2 separate regions of the Mus musculus genome follow, and region 2 is linked to region 1. A link is a loop called in an ENCODE intact Hi-C map of the cell type or tissue named here. Cell type or tissue: left cerebral cortex. All regions are shown on one strand. Region 1 holds the start of Gm36373 (a long non-coding RNA gene). Region 2 has its middle 9.7 kb from the start of Etnppl.

Evidence for each region. Hi-C counts contacts between places; a loop is a spot of excess contacts. Peaks named below come from ENCODE experiments on the same cell type or tissue, not always from the same donor. Only the 100,000 strongest peaks of a DNase experiment are listed, where the experiment ranks them.
Region 2: it touches region 1 in a loop (4-fold over the local background); 17 of 42 quality-filtered maps call a loop at or near these places.

What each region holds. Positions count from the first base shown.
Region 1 is chr3:130,690,107-130,698,106 of GRCm38, forward strand. Ostc (oligosaccharyltransferase complex subunit (non-catalytic)) reads right to left here. Exons shown (of 4, transcript NM_025509.3): 4 at 5,811-6,372. The coding sequence ends at 6,354. Gm36373 (a long non-coding RNA gene) reads right to left here and starts at 2,546. Exons shown (of 3, transcript XR_867641.2): 1 at 1,955-2,546. In left cerebral cortex, CTCF peaks have their summits at 811 (motif pointing left), 4,119 (motif pointing left) and 7,621; DNase peaks (open chromatin) are centred at 4,739 and 7,448; H3K4me3 peaks cover 549 bases.
Region 2 is chr3:130,603,829-130,611,828 of GRCm38, forward strand. No RefSeq gene overlaps it. Among named protein-coding and RNA genes, the nearest start is that of Etnppl, 9.7 kb to the right of the region's middle. In left cerebral cortex, a CTCF peak has its summit at 4,338 (motif pointing right); a DNase peak (open chromatin) is centred at 4,322.

The DNA of each region.
Region 1 (8,000 bases):
GCATAGTATATACATACATATACATATATTCACGATACACATGCACATATATAATAAAAAGTCTCCAGCACCTGCAGTCCCACTTCTGTTACCTGCTCTGATCAAAAGTTACACACTGGCCTGGTAGCCCAGCCCTCTTCTTGAAAGTATTGACTGTAATACAGATAATGACTTGGCAACTTTGTAAGATGAAAGTATCTGCCTCGGGTTTAAAATTGCTAGCTATCTCCTCAAAGCAAAGGGTGATGTGAAGGGTGGACAGGGAGTGTCGGGAAGGATCCTGTGGTGTTTTCACGGTGGCTAATGTTTGTGTCTCTGACTCAACGTGCTCCCTCTTTACAGTGAGTAGTGATACTTCACCACGCAGAGGGGAAGGAACCTACTGCAAGCATCAAGTCAGGCGACCTGCAACTGGAGACAACGGAAGATGGTTGTGGCTGTTCTCAGTATCGGGAACCAACCATGTCTCTCTTACAGTACCAGGATGGTGAGATGAGTTGAGACAACATATAGCAAAGGTTCTTTAGAAGCTGAAAAAGACTAAGAGACCAGGACTCACTGAACCCTCGTGAGCTAGACACAGAAATAGTGGCAAATCAACAGTTAACGACAAATGTTAACAAGAAAGTCTCTTTTAAAAGACTAAGGAAAATTTCTCAGATACTCTAACTTTTAAAAGGCGACATGAGGGGTTGGAGAGATGGCTCCGAGGTTAAAAGCACTGACTGCTCTTCCAGAGTTCCTTAGTTCAATTTCCAGAAACAACATGGTGGCTCACAACCATCTGTAATGAGATCTGGTGCCCTCTTCTGGCCTGCAGGCATACATGCAGGCAGAATCCCTTTATTTAAAAAAAAAAAAAAAAAAAAAAAAAAAAAAGCATGAATTCAATCGCCTGAAAGGAATGCTCTCTCCGATTTCTTCTACATTTGGGAATTGGGCAATCCCTTCTTTAACTCATCTCTCTCCTCCAATTCCACCAAATTCAACTAAAGTTGATCTTCGCGCTTTCTGCCAGAGAGGCGCCTCTATTGGACCCGTGAGTTCATGCTGAACTGTTTTCTACGCTGGCAAAGGCAGACAGCGTTAGCAAAACAGTCACCCTTCCACACCAAGGACCCCTGGTTCCAGCTTCCAAGATCATTTTCCAGTCTTTGGGCCTTGAGTTTCCCACTCGTCTTTCGGGGTCCCTGCTGGTTTTCTGGAAACCCTTCCCAGTCGCTTTTCACCTCTATCTCAAGATCTGGCCCCTCTTCAGCCACCTCTGTGTCCCGGAAGCCGAGCAGAGTTTCCATCTGTTATCTCAGCACATAAAAGCCACGCCCAAACCTAACAGCCTTAGAAAACAAGCTTAGCCCTAGCTCCCGAGTTATGTACTGGGAGCCAGCTGGGCTCCACTAGGCGGTTCTCCCTCGGCGATTCTCACACAGCTACAGGCAGAGGGCAGCTGGGGCCAGCACCCGGGGCCAGCAGCTGATACAGCGGTCAGCTCCAAGTTCAGCTGCTGTTGACAGGAGCAGCTACCAACGGCTTCTCATGTGGTTTAGGACTTATGATCTTGAAGCTGGGTTTTCAGACGGCAGATCCCAAGAACCAGCCTTCTAAGCGGCAGGAAGCAGAAGCTGCCAGGTCCGCTAAATATCCAGGACTGGCACAGTGACACGTGTGCCATCGTCTGATCAAAACAGGCACAGGGTGAGCACATATCACCGGCTTAGGGAAATGATGCCCATTTCTTGACGGGAGCAGGGCCGTTGCTTTGTATAAAATGCATGGATAAGAGCTATTGTTACTGTCCTGTTTGGAAACAGTCATGCTAGTTAAAATAAAACAGAGGTTAACAGCTTCTCCAGTGCACGGATGTGGTCAGATTCTAAAGCTGTTTGGACTGGCACTCCCCCTCTGCTGTGAGACTACGATCCGAGGTGGACCAGTGGCCAACACAAGCACTTACTGGAGTTTGCTGGAGCTTCATCCTTGACAGAGGGCTCTGAAGACAGACTCTGTGAAGAGCCAACCATTACACCAGACTGCTTCTTGGCCTTCAGTCAAGTGGTGTCACACCACATAGAAACTCTTTCCACCCTGCATAAATCTCAAAAACATTGTTAAGTGGACGTAAACATAAGTGGAGGCATTCTATAGTCAATCACACTTATCCCACATGACTGTATGTGCACATTCCCACCCTCCATCCCCAGAGGAGAATGTGCGACCATATACTAAATAAAAACGATAAAAATGAGGCAGAGCCTAACTCCGAGAAAGCTCTGAAGCCATCTTTAAAGAGCATCGAATGCAGTGGTTCACAACCTTCCTAGCGCTATGACCCTTTAATACAGTTCCTCACGGGGTAGTGATCCCAAACTAGAAAAAATTATTCTTGTTGCTATTTCATAACTGTAATTTTTTGCTACTGTTATGAATTGTAATATCAAGAAGCTGTGCTCTACTTTATTTCTTACTTAAGAAGTAGGCATTGCTACCTTCAGTTTCCAAGGAGAAACTGAGGCTCAGAAAACCTAAGGATTTTGCTGAAGGTTGCACAGCTGGTCATTGGAAGAGCTAAAATTCAGGTCCACTAAGAACTCGTAGTATTATAACGAAAAGTGTAAGTACATTTAAAAAAATAGTATTTGGCAAGAGTTTTAATACACTGACCTTTGGGGCTGGAGAGATGACTCAGCAGTTAAGAGCACTGACTGCTCTTCCAGAGGACCCACGTTCAATTCCCACAAACTTTAGGTTAGGTCCTGTGGAGCACTAGAGAGCAGGCTTGGCTCCAGCAGTACGGAATCTCAGCCTGTGGGTTCTCTGGGCTGAAGCGCTACCTGGGCAGGAGCTAGCTTCATAGAACTCATTATCTGGCACTCACTCTTTGGACTCTGTAAATGTGTCGTTCTTATTTCTACGTGCAGACCGACCTGCGCTAGGAAGGTTACAGCATACAACAGAAACAACGGCCGTGCACTCACAGCAGCTCCATTCCCATCCAGACAATATTCTCCCAACTTTGCACCTGTGTTAGTTCCCATTTTATAACTCAAGTAAACAGTAACAGTGATCGCCAGCACACTCTTTCTTTTCGTTTCTTACTGTTTTTGTTTTTTTCTCGTTTTTTATTATCTTACGGGGAGAGGTTTCAGTTGTTTTGAGACAAGATCTTGCTGTGTAGCCCAGCCTGGCCTGGAACTTACTGGCTTCAGTCCTTCTGCCTCCGTATCCCGATCGCTGAAATAACAAGCCCATGCCACCCCTGGCTCTCGTTTATAGTCCTACAAACAGGCTATCTTCTTTATTAATCTGAATGGTTCATCTCCATTGTCAGTTTGGTAAGATCTCACATCACCTGGGTGTGTCTAGGCGAGATTATCTTGATTAGGTAGCTGGGGTTGGAAGAGCTGCCCCCTGTGTGGCACAACTCGGTGGGGTGGGTCCTGGACCACAGAAGAAGGGGGAGGCTGGCTGAGCGGCCACAGCGCTCCCTTGAAGGAAGGACTTCATTGTAGGGTGGAGCAAGATGGCAACCTCAGATCCTTTATCAGGTCTACCTCAGCTCCACAGGCAAATTGTGCCAGTCTTGAGATGGTCTCCAACCCAGGTCACAACAGCAGCCCAGTCAGTGTCTAGCCATACTGCCCTGCCAGCCAATGACATCTTGACTTCACCTGCCATCTTATCCTTCCTAAATCCACTTTCTTCCTTCTCCTCTCAGACGACTCACATTCCACAAAACCACTTTATACTTGTCAGCATCCTCTCCCAAGAGAGCCAATAGTCAAAGATGAGTTTGTCTCCTTTCCGGCAGGAAAACTCATTCTACATTCACCTGCCTAGCAAATAAGTCGTAGCAGCTTTCTAGTGCACTGTGATGCCGGCTCACGCTGCCGTAAAATACTTTATGCCTAGTATTGTTTTTTTTTCTTCTTCTTCACATAAACACAGTACATTTTACCAACAAGACATTTTATATAAGTATATGCTTCAAAATATTGATTTAAATATTAATTAAATTAATATTTCACTGTACTGGGTAAAGAAATGATTACTCAAAAACGCTTTGGAAATTAATTTCCAAGTTTTTGAAACAGAAACATACCGTTAGCATAGCACCACCTAGTGGTACATAGAAGGAACTGTTACTACTCCATCAATAAAGAAAAATGGGACCTTGCTGTATTGCAGTTGCTTTTGTCTGCCTAACATAAAGGCTTTAAAAGATGTTCTCATAGTCAAACAAACTGAGACTGTATGCATACTGAATCAGGCCTTGAACTCTGATATCTTTGGGTCATCTTTCCTTCCCAGAGCTTAAAGCACGGCTACCCCGTCTCCTCGTCCACACTGGTCCTGGCTACTGCACTTGAGTACCTCACAGCTTATAAACAGTTTGATCTATTGATGACCGAATGCCGGCGCTGGAGGTCAGAGCCTTTGTTCATCGTCTTAATCCTATGTTCAAGACCCTCTGAGTAAATGAATGAATCTTTAATAATGAGCTGCTAATGATCACCTTTGGAACTGGAAGGGTGTGGGAGACTCAACCGAGGGACAAATCTTGTAAACTTACAAATTCTATGATCAGAATGAATTGAGCTATGAAAGAAGTGAAGGCCACGGCCTGTTAGAGAACTAAAAGACCTGGCCAGAAAAACTATACAACCAGACTGGTCTAGAGATGTGTCCAGGACATGTTACTGATAGCCAATGAGAAAGGAACTGTCTCCTACCAGTCAGCCAATGAGAAAGGAACTGCCCCTCCCAGTCAGCCAATTAGAAAGGGACTGCCACCTCCAGTCAGCCAATGAGAAAGGGACTGCCACCTACCAGTCAGCCAATGAGAAACTACCAGTCCGATGAGCGTACACGTTGTGATTGCATCATGGAACTGTGGAACCACTGCCTCAGGAAGCACCCTAATGCGCTATACGAGGGGGCACAGTAAGGAAATCGCATTTACTGTGCATGACCACTCCATGGTATGGTTAAAGCTTTGATTGTGAATAAGAGAAGCATCCAGAATCCAGAGCAGAAAGAGAAAACAGACTGGACACGGCCAGGGCTAGAGCAGCCGTTCAGTGGGAGAAAATAGTGAAACAAGAAAGAAAATGGAAAGCCGGGCAGTGGTGGCGCACGCCTTTAATCCCAGCACTCGGGAGGCAGAGGCAGGCGGATTTCTGAGTTCGAGGCCAGCCTGGTCTACAAAGTGAGTTCCAGGACAGCCAGGGCTACACAGAGAAACCCTGTCTCAGAAAACCAAAAAAAAAAAAAAAAAAGGAAGGAAGGAAGGAAGGAAGGAAAGAAAGAAAGAAAATGGAGACAGAGAAGAGAGTAGAGTAGGGAGCAGGACACCAGGTCAGGGGTGGGGCTGAGGGAGTCTGGAGTCGGGCGCAGGCTTGGCTATGCAGCAACAGGTTTGTCAGTGTAGGGAAGTGGCTCCTCCTGGCCGATGGCGACAGGCTTCCCGACTTCCTGCGGAATGCTGGCTTTGCTCTGACTGCAGTCCAGGCTGAGTCTGCCCATCTGAGAGGGAGAAGAGGGCACTTGTGGACCTGACACCTAACGATGTAGTTGAAGATGCTGGTTGTGCCCGAGGAACAACGCAAGATGGAACTTACCGACGTACAGATCAAGTTAATTCAGTTAGGCTGGTTCTGGTGGCATACTTGATCCCTGCACTCAGAAAGCAGAGGCAGGTGGATCTCTTAAGAGTTTGAGGCCAGCCTGGTCTATATAGCAAATTCCAGACCAGACAGGGCCTGTGAGAGCCTGTCTCAGAAACAAAACAACAAAAAGTCCACACTCTAAAATGTTAATTAGAAAAATCATTTATTTCTGCTCCTTTCATACATCATGTTGTTCAGGAAACAAGTCTCCCGTATGCATCTGAAATTGCAGAGTAGCACACACACCATTTAAAGCACCACTGCAGGAACTGGCCAATCGTCCAAATATCTCAGCTCTCACAATATACTTCTCAATTTGCGTTAATTTCTGAAAATCAGAAATATCATGTCCAAAAGCTGATGATGGGTTTGTAAAAAATAATCACTTTATTCAATACCAAAGTTTTAGGAGGAGTATATTTTCTTTAAGAAATAAAAAACTAAGAAAAAATGCCGTTTAACATAGCTGGTACACTGGGGTAGGTCATCAAGGGAAATACTGTAATGAACTTGTCTCTGATCCCGTGACTTCCGGTCCTAGCTCTGCTGTGCTTGCTAGGGTGTCGCTCAGTGCAGCGTTTACACTGCTCTTCTTTCTTTTCCACATTGCAGGAGGGAGTGGGTCAGCCTTTAAAACTTCATTAACAGGAGCAAATCCGGGATCCACTGATTTCCTCTCAAAAGACACTAGCCCATCAGGTAGCCCCTGCAGAAAGAGAATTCATATCAGAAAAGGCGACCAGGAAGCAGCCATTCAAGAGTGCCTGGCGACTATGAATCTGATGACGTCACAGCTCTTCCTCAGCATCACCCCTGGTTCGTGATAACACATAACCAGGCTTCCTGGTCTCCTTCCTCCCAAAACATCACAAAGCAATGCAAACTAACATACAATTAGACACAGAAGGGCAGAAAAATGAAGACTATAAAGCTAAGCTTAACAGAAGCAATCTTTGGGCTCTCAAAATTATAACAAAAATTAAACCTTTTTATGGAAACTAGCTTGGATTTCAAAGCCCCTCGTCATACTAGAGGAGGCATGGGAAAGCCAGGAATACATGCCTGGAGCTGACCCTGAGTCCCCAAACTGCAAAGGTATCTGCCTCCATTGCAAGTGTCCAGAAAGCAGTTGCAGGCTTCAGCAGTGCCCACAGATGACACCAAAGATCAAGCTGCTTTCACTGACGCTCCGAAGCCCCTTTAAGGAACTGAATGAGGTACTCAGGTCCCAACCCTCCCTTCTGCCATAAGCACCTGAGATCTAATACCATGGAGGCATGATCAGGATCAGAACAAAACTCTGAAAAATGCTGTACTACTTACTACCCACACTACCAAATGACTGAATACACGGGAACTCACTGAGGCCCCCAGAGTGCCCCCTCTGATGCACCCTTACTATTCACTGGGTGAGGCTGGTCAAACCTCACTCCGTTTTCTCAACTATAAAATGGAGTTACTCCATGAGGCCTGAAAAGTCTCTCAGACTGTTTTTATATAGCACGTTAGTCTTGTTAACTGTCTGGTAGCATCTAGTGTGTCAAGCTTTTTCACCTGTAAAGTAGGAAGTAGATTTCCCCGAGACTTCGAGTGGCACAACCAACACTTAATGGCTTGGTTTTCCTCCTTTCCAGCTTCTAGACCCTTGATAACTCTAAATCAATGCTCAGCCAATGCAACCTGCCCACACTTCACTCTCTGCTCCTGCACTATCTACCCAGACATCTGCTCCGAGAACTTTCACTTCAAGCTGCCCTCCCCACACATGCTCAGACTGAATAACATAAAAAAGAGCCCTGAGTATGTACACACAGACTTAGACATTCCCTATCATAAGGTCTGATGCATTCAAACAAAAACAGAACAAGAAAGCAATTTCCCAGCATAGACAGGCTCTGGATCACTGTCAGCAAGCGGCCACATCAGCCAAACAAGGCAGGCACCTTGACACCGGCTTACACTAGGGGGCTCTTTAGGGACAGGTCCCTGTCATCTGCTGTGTGATGTGAATATGCACTTCAAAGCCCCATCTGGTGACAGTTAAACCCTGTTCTAGTCCTTCTTGAAAGCAGTGTGTGACCTACTCTTGTGGACTATCAACCTTAAGAAACAGTGGGGATGGGAAGGGGACTGGACTAGAGATGACTCAGCAGTTAAGAGCACAGGCTGCTCTTCGAGGACCTGGGTTCAATCCCCAGAACCTACATGGTGGCTCACAACCACCGTGGAATTCCACTTTCCAGGAATCCAATGCCCGCCACTGGCCTTCACAGGCACACATGTCGCACAGATACAGACAAAGGCAAAACGTCCTTTCGCACAAAATGAAATAAT
Region 2 (8,000 bases), 86 kb before region 1:
CTTGCTGAAGGCTAGGTTTGGTTCACAGCACCCACATCAAGTGGCTCACAACCCCGCCTATAACTCCAGTCCCAGGGGATCTAATGCCTTCTTGCACATGGACACACATGTTGCACATAAATAAGCTCAGGTTCACACTCACACATAGAATGTAAAAACCTTCGGCAGAATCTGTGAGCTGCATCAGTAAGGAGCTGAGTAATGGTTGCCACTCACTGAGTGGAAGGCTCGCTGAGCTACAGAGGCAAGGCAACAGAGCTAAAGCCGTATGCTGACGTGCAGATTCCATCACCTTGGTTAACGCTTCCAACACATTCACAATCCAAAGGTCAGAAGAGGAACTTACCCACGCTCACACAGCTAGAACACAGTAAGAGTCAGAATTTGAAGCTAAGCGCTACGTTCTTACTTAAAACTACCAGCCTCGCACCGGAGGATCATGGGATTGTTTCAATTACCTTTCTCGGGAATGCTTGAGAGAAAGAGGTAGTTAGGGAGGACTCGATCCATGATTAGAGATTCCAAGTCTCTACAGGACCCAAATACTGTTTCATCGGGCAGAAAAGAGCTGAATCCTCCTTCTATTTTAAGACCAAAATGAACACCAGAACCTATGATAATTATTAAAGATAGTTTTTGTTTCCTCTGCATATATATCAAACCCCAAACAGAACTAGCCACTGTTTCTTAATGAACTTCCCATTTCAAAAGGCCCAACACATGCCTCTTTGTTGAGTGAATCTGATAGCAGGAAAACAATTTAAAGTGGCTAAACTGACAGCAAACTTCAAATACAACACTGAGCCCAGGTGTCAAATGTAAATATTTTGTGGCTAGACCATGGCTCAGTGGTTAAGAGCACTTGCTGCTCTTACAGAGAACTAAAGTTCAGTTGTCAGCACCCAGGTCAAACCATCTCGTCTTAAGGTTTTACTGCTATGAAGAGACATCTTGACCAAGACAATGTTATAAAGACAACATTTAATTGGGTCTGGCTTACAGACTCAGAGGTTAAGTCCATTATCATCAAGGCTGGAGCATGGCAGCATCCAGGCAGGCATGGTGCAGGAGGAGCTGAGAGTTCTACATCTTCATCTGAAGGCTGCTAGAAGAAGACTAGCTTTCAGATGGCTAGGAGGAAGCTCTTAAAGCCCATGCCAACAATGACACACTTCCTCCAACAAGGTCACACCACCTAACAGTGCCACCCCCTGAGCCAATCATATTTAAACCACCACACACCTGTGACTCCAGTTCTAATGGACCCAATCTTTTAGCCTCTGTAAACACTGGCATATACACATACACACACACACACACACCATCAATAACCTTTAAATGTGAATATCTATGGAAATATATACACTTATAAATATGTAATAAGGTATAAAGATATAGATATGAGGAAAAAACACATATACTATGCCATTCCGCCTTGAGACTGTAGTATAAATGTGGTACCACTCTTGTGGTATAGATGTGTGCAATCCACATTCTAAACTATACCAGGAGAATTAGGAGAACTAGTCCTGTTGGTGTACACTCACAGTCCTAGGAAACAGGAAGATCAGGAGTTCAATGCCATCCTCACTTACACAGTAAGTTCTAGGCCAACCTTCACTAAATGAGAAAACCCTGTTTAGGGTGTGTGTGTGTGTGTGTGTGTGTGTGTGTGTGTGTAAAATTTTATATTTGCTATGCTTTTAGGATATCCATCATCAAATGATTTAGTCAAAAACCCTTCACAGGTACACCTAGCTGATTGGGTTTTAGTTATTGCTAGAAGTAGTCAAGTTAACAACCAAGATTAACATTACAAATATCATTGAGGAAGAGGGGCCACAATTTAAGTCATAACAAGAAGGCAAAAAAAAAAAAAGAGTAGAATACAGATGTGGTATGTGATGGAGAATGTCCTCCATGGGTCAAATAATTGAATACTTGGAACAGTTTGGGACCAATTAGGAGGTATGGTCTTGGTAAAGGAGGTGAGGTCTTGGTAAAGGAGGTGTGGTCTTGGTAAAGGAGGTGTGGTCTTGGTAAAGGAGGTGTGGTCTTGGTAAAGGTGTGTTACTTGCATCACTCTTTGGGGTTCCAAAAGGCCATACCATTCCTAGGTAGGTCTCTGCCTCCTTCTTGTGGACTGAGATGTGAGCTCTCAGCTACTGCTCCTGCACCACGCCTGCCTGCCACCACACTCCTTTCCATGGTGACCATGGACTCTAACCCTCTGAAACCATTAGCCCCAAATTAAATGCTTTCTTTTACAAGCCATCTTGTTCATGGTTTCACAGGGCCTTCTTGCAGTAATTTCAATGTAACTAAAAACAAGAGACACTACAAGACTCAAATGAGGTAGTTTAATTTCCTATCCCCCTTAAATCATATGAGACCCAGCCAACTGCTGAGAAATATGGCCTGATAGTCCAGGAATTACAACCAACACTTGAAAAACAAAAGACTTCACCTCTGCCATGTGTCTCCACAAAGCTGGGCTTGAACAGCTCAAGAGTACAGTGGAGGTCAGCCATAGTGGCACAATTGTCTGGCACTGGTGAACCCCTAGGTTTGACCCCTCATACTGAAACAAAATTTAAGATGGAGATTCATAATAAAGGAAATTATATACCCACTTGAACTAGGTAGCAACTTTACATACCTGACACATGAATTTCCTTCAGACTGTGCAAAGGCCTACGTGCCAATTAACTAAAACTGGTAAGTAGGTAGTTCACAACTTTAAATTGTAATCACCAAAGACAGTTATTAAATGATGAAAATATCCACGTGGAAACATAGCTGGGAACTGCAGCCCACTCTTGAACCTTTTACTTCATGAAGAGAAATACATTAAAATTTGGTTTTCTTCTACATAGGAAGAAATACATAAAAAGATTTTTCCTCCCTAAGACTTTCACATGTTAATTTTAAGTGAAAAGATCACATAACAAATAAAAAGTTGAGTACTTAATTACAAATTTATATATTGATTTTTAGGGATTTCACCTAGACTTTAATTTTTCAATGAACTTATGACCTAGTTATAAAGTTATGACTAAATTAGAAATTAATAAATTGTTATATCTGCAATGAACTGAAAATTGGATAGCCCAAAATTTTTAGAAACTTGGTCTGAGCATGTAGCTTGGTAGTAGAATTCAGGCTTAGAGTATGCAAGGCCCTGCATTTGAGCTCCCCTCCTCTGTCAGAAAGACAAAAAACAAACAAAAACAATCTCATTAATAACTAATAACAGTACTCACTCTTAGACAGCCACCAGCATAGGAAAAGGATGGGAAAAAAAAACCCTTCATAAAAACAGGATATGTGATCTCTGAGGGAAATGGGCTGAACTTTATCCCTCCTTTAATTAAAACTCCCACTCCATTGTTTGAGACTTCTGCAGTAGCTATATGGAGTCATCTGAGTTCGACTTGTCCCCCCTGCAGGAACCCATGTTTGGATGTTTGTTTCCCATGTGGGTGGGACTAGCTTGAGAACTTCTGGAGACCGTGGGAGATGGGATGGGGTCACTGGAGATCTATCCTGGGGTATCTTGTCTCACTCTATTCTCTATAGCCAAGAAGGAAAAGAAACTTTCTCCACACTGACTCCTGCCATAGTGACCCTCTGCGCAAGAGCATGGGGTGAAGCCACTGTAGACTGAGCCCCTGAAACAGTGAACCCAATGAGACACTGCCTTCCTTCGTTGCTATAGAGGAGCATTATGGTTACAGAGTTGTTGGGTTTCAATACAATAATAATACAATATTCTCTCAACTGTGAAACTGAAAATACCTCACAATTGGTTTCTTTGGCTTGGCTTTACCTGAGCCCCTCCAGTGATATCTTCAAGTCTCACACTAGAAACATCATAGTGTGATTTTTTTTTGAGTTATAAAAGGGTATACTTGACTTACTATAAACACTACACCTAGCCAATAAAATTGATTTCAATTTGGTACAAAATAGTTTTTTTAAACATGGTACAGTATGCATGTGTGTGTGTGTGTGTGTGTGTGTGTGTGTGTGTGTGTGTGTGTGTATACATGCCTGTGAATGTGCTCCTGTGTATGCATGTACATAGAGGCCAGCAGTCAACCTTGGGTGCCATTCTCCTGAACACCGTGCACTTTGATCTTTGAGATAGGGTCCCTCACTGGTTAGAACTTGCCAATCTGGTTGTGTAGGCTGGCCAGTGAGCCCCAGGAATCCCCCTGTCTCCTCCCACTCAGTGCTGAGATCACAAGCACACACTACAACAATACTTGACTGACTAAGCTAACTCCCCAGGCCAAAACCAGCACTCTATGCACATCTCACCAATAGAGGGCAGACCCTGCATGCCTTGAAGAGCTGTACTTTCTTGAGAGAGAGCCTTTGAGCTCAAATTTCTAAGCATACATATAATGAATGATTAGTGTAAGAGTTGAGATATCTTCAAGTCCTACTAAAGTTAGTGACCTTGAGTCTAACTCATTCATTTGCGATGTATTACCTCTACGTATATATTTTATCTCATAAATGATGTCCTCTGTTTTAAAAGAAATATATTTTTAAAATATGTTTTTGCAACCAGGTACAAATAAAACAAGGTTCAAATACAACTTAATCTGTACATTGCTCCAGTAAAAAAAAAAAAGATGCTCTTGATAAAATCCAGAAATCTGGGCAGTAAATAAGATGAAGATTTATATTTTAATTTAAAGATTTTTAAAATACATAAACTGCAAACCAATATTTATTCTAGTCAAGCTAGCAAAAGGACTTGCCTGGGGATTGCTGAAGCCTTAATATTTCAAAACTAAATTAATCATGTATGCATTTTAGGATAATAATGTCAGCAAAGTCACTACTTCAAATTGATAGCAAGATCTAAAAATTCACTTAATATAAATGACCTCATTATGCTCAAAAGGTGAGATTCATTTCATGTTTTTCCTATTTTCTCCACATATTTGTCAATTCCTACTCTTTATATTAGTAGACAACTTCAGCACACATAGTACACAAGATTGTTGACACATGGCTGCTGCCCTTAAGGTACCTGCAATCTGCATAGACATAAAATCAACCCCAGGAGTACTCAGATAGTACTTAGCATTATACTAAGTCTGCATGAGAGACCCAAAGAAAATGTCATTGGGAGATCCAAGGAGGAATATTAAGCAGTTTTCAAACTGAAGAAAGAGTGCTACCATACAATCCTCATGGTCTATCATACAATCCTCATGGTCTATCATACAATCCTCATGGTCTATCATACAATCTTCATGGTCTATCATACAATCCTCATGGCCTATCATACAATCCTCATGGTCTATCATACAATCCTCATGGCCTATCATCATATAATAATCCTCATGGTCTATCATACAATCCTCATGGTCTATCATCATATAATCCTCATGGTATTTCTGCCCTGGGTTGAGATTTTCTTAACAAGTAAATCTTTTCTAACTAGAGTTTAACAGACACTATGGTGTACTTACAAATGAGCTTGTCTATGTAAATGGGTAATTTATGTTTAAATCTTCCATGCAACAGTAAAGGGATAAAAATGCATTAATGATGCACAATGGGTAGAGAAGTTGCCTATCCAGGAGTTAAGAGACACAAGCTTCCCCTGAGCCTAAAGTAAAGGGCAGGCTCTAGGTCACGGTGAGCCCTGAGGTTAGAGATCCTAAGGGAAGAATCCCTAGTACCTGAGAGTCGTCCTGGAATGCACAGATGTCCAGGATAAGCATTGCTCAACTCTAGAGACCAGCTCACACTTTCCCCTTCAGTCTCTCAAACTCTCTGTGATTACTGAGATACAAAATAAAGTAATTTGAAGGTTCTAGAATAAATGGGCATTGGGAAATGAAGAAAAAGAGATTTTTTTCCATTCCTAAGCTTTAAGGGTCTAAGATTATTGCCTTAAATATACCCCTCTCATATATTTAAAAGTTGCCCCATTAAAGTACCAGATAATTTGAATCTGCATCACCTTGCAGAAGGGCTATTTAGCAACATTTTGACACATACTGATTTCACAGTCTTCACAAAGGTCTATTTGCCATGTTTGTAGTCTAGTACAGTTGAGGAAGTCATTCCCCTAAACCATGCTTCATGGGCTGAAATTAAATCCCCACTCTGAGGTTAACACAGAAGAAATCTAATGTGGACTTGGGGCTTAGAGTAGAGCCCCCATGATTAAATAACAGTGGCTTTGCAAAGGCAGACACCTGATGGATAAATCTGTGCTATTTCTTGACAGGTGAGGCCCTGTGCTGACCTGGGACTCTAATAACGCATTTGTTACTTTTCTGTTGCAGTAACCAAAAATGACCAAGGCTAGTTGTAGAAGGATGGGTTTATTTGCGCTTACAGTTTCAAAGAGATAATAGTCTGTCAGGAACAATGGCAGAGAAGCACAGCAGTAGAAGGCACGGGACTGAAACAGCAAGCAGATAGCTCTCAGCAGGGAGCAGAGAGAATGAATCAGAATCAGGAATGACTTTGAAACCTCAGAGCCCATCCCCAGTGACATACGTCCTCCAGCAAGGCCATGCCTCCTAAACCTATCCAAACAGCACCACCACCTGTGGACCAAATACTCGAATGTCTGAGATTACAGGTATACTTCTCATTCGAACCATCACAATCAAAATAAGGCCAGTATCAAATGTGGTCCTTCAACCTTCAGAACTGTTAGCCTAATGAAACTGTTAGCCAAAATGAATTTTTTTTTCTATAAAGTATCCATTCTCTAGTATCTGACTAAACAGAAAAGAGATTTAGACAGTATTCTGGACAAATGCTACTACTACTGCAAACAAAAAGAATCAGATTCCAACGAGCCACTGTATTATAACTAAAGGGATGAAAAACAAGTTTTAGGTAAACTCAGAGGACATACAAATAAGAGAAGGGAATTTCTTAGACAGGGGGCTTATTTGTTCAAGGCCAGCCTGGACCATGTAGGAAGTCCCAAGTCGTCTGGGTTACATAATGGGACCCTGTGTCCACAAAAGAAGCAAGCACCAAGAGCGCTTCATAGCTGTGGGCTGGTGTGGCTGAGCAGAAGCAAACAACAGAAAGAGAGAAAGAGGTGAGGGAAAACTTAATGCCCAATGAGACTGCAACACACTCAGATAAAGACTTCTTCAGGAAAGTGCGCCGAGGTCAGACCCTCAAACCTACAAAGAGCTATGGTGCCCTATGTGTAAGCAGACCCATTGGACAGTGTGAACGGCGAAAGGAAAAGCAATAAGCAGTAAGAAAAGGAAGACTGCTACTTAGTTAGGGTTTCTATGATTGTGAAACACTATGACCAATAGCAACTTGGGCAGGAAAGGCTTATAAACCCTTACTCACAGTTCTCTGATGGAACCCAAGGCAGGAACCCAAACTGAGCAGGAACCTGGAGGCAGGTACTAATGCGATTCAATGGCCATGGAGGAGCACTGCCCACTGGCTAGTTCCTTGGGACTTGTCCAGTCTGCTTTCTTATAGAACATAGGACTACCCACAATGCTCTGGGCTCTCCCCCCATCAGTAACAAGTTAAGAAAATGTTCTACAGGCTTATCTATCTATAAGCCTGGTCTTCTGGTAGCATTTGATTAATTGAGGTTCCTCCTCTCCAATAACTATAGCTTGTATTAAGTTGGCATAAAACTAGCCTGTTACTCAGAGCAATCAGGCGAATAATATAGTAGGGTCCCGGGTCTTAGCACACCCCCATACTTTAGCACAACTGAGATCATCGAGGTGTGGTCATGTTGACTTTTGTCTAATCTGGCCTGAAGGTGCCTATATTACTGGGTGTTTCCATGGTGTTCCCTCTGTGTTCTCATGTCAGGTGTCCTAGATCTTTAAGAACCCCCAAACAGATGAGCGCACTACACACCCCTTTAAAGGCTCTGTCTCCAAGCACAGTCATCCCTGAGCCACTGTGGCCCAAAGTAAAAATCTACAACTTGACAACAGTATCCAGTTATGCACTCAATAGAAATT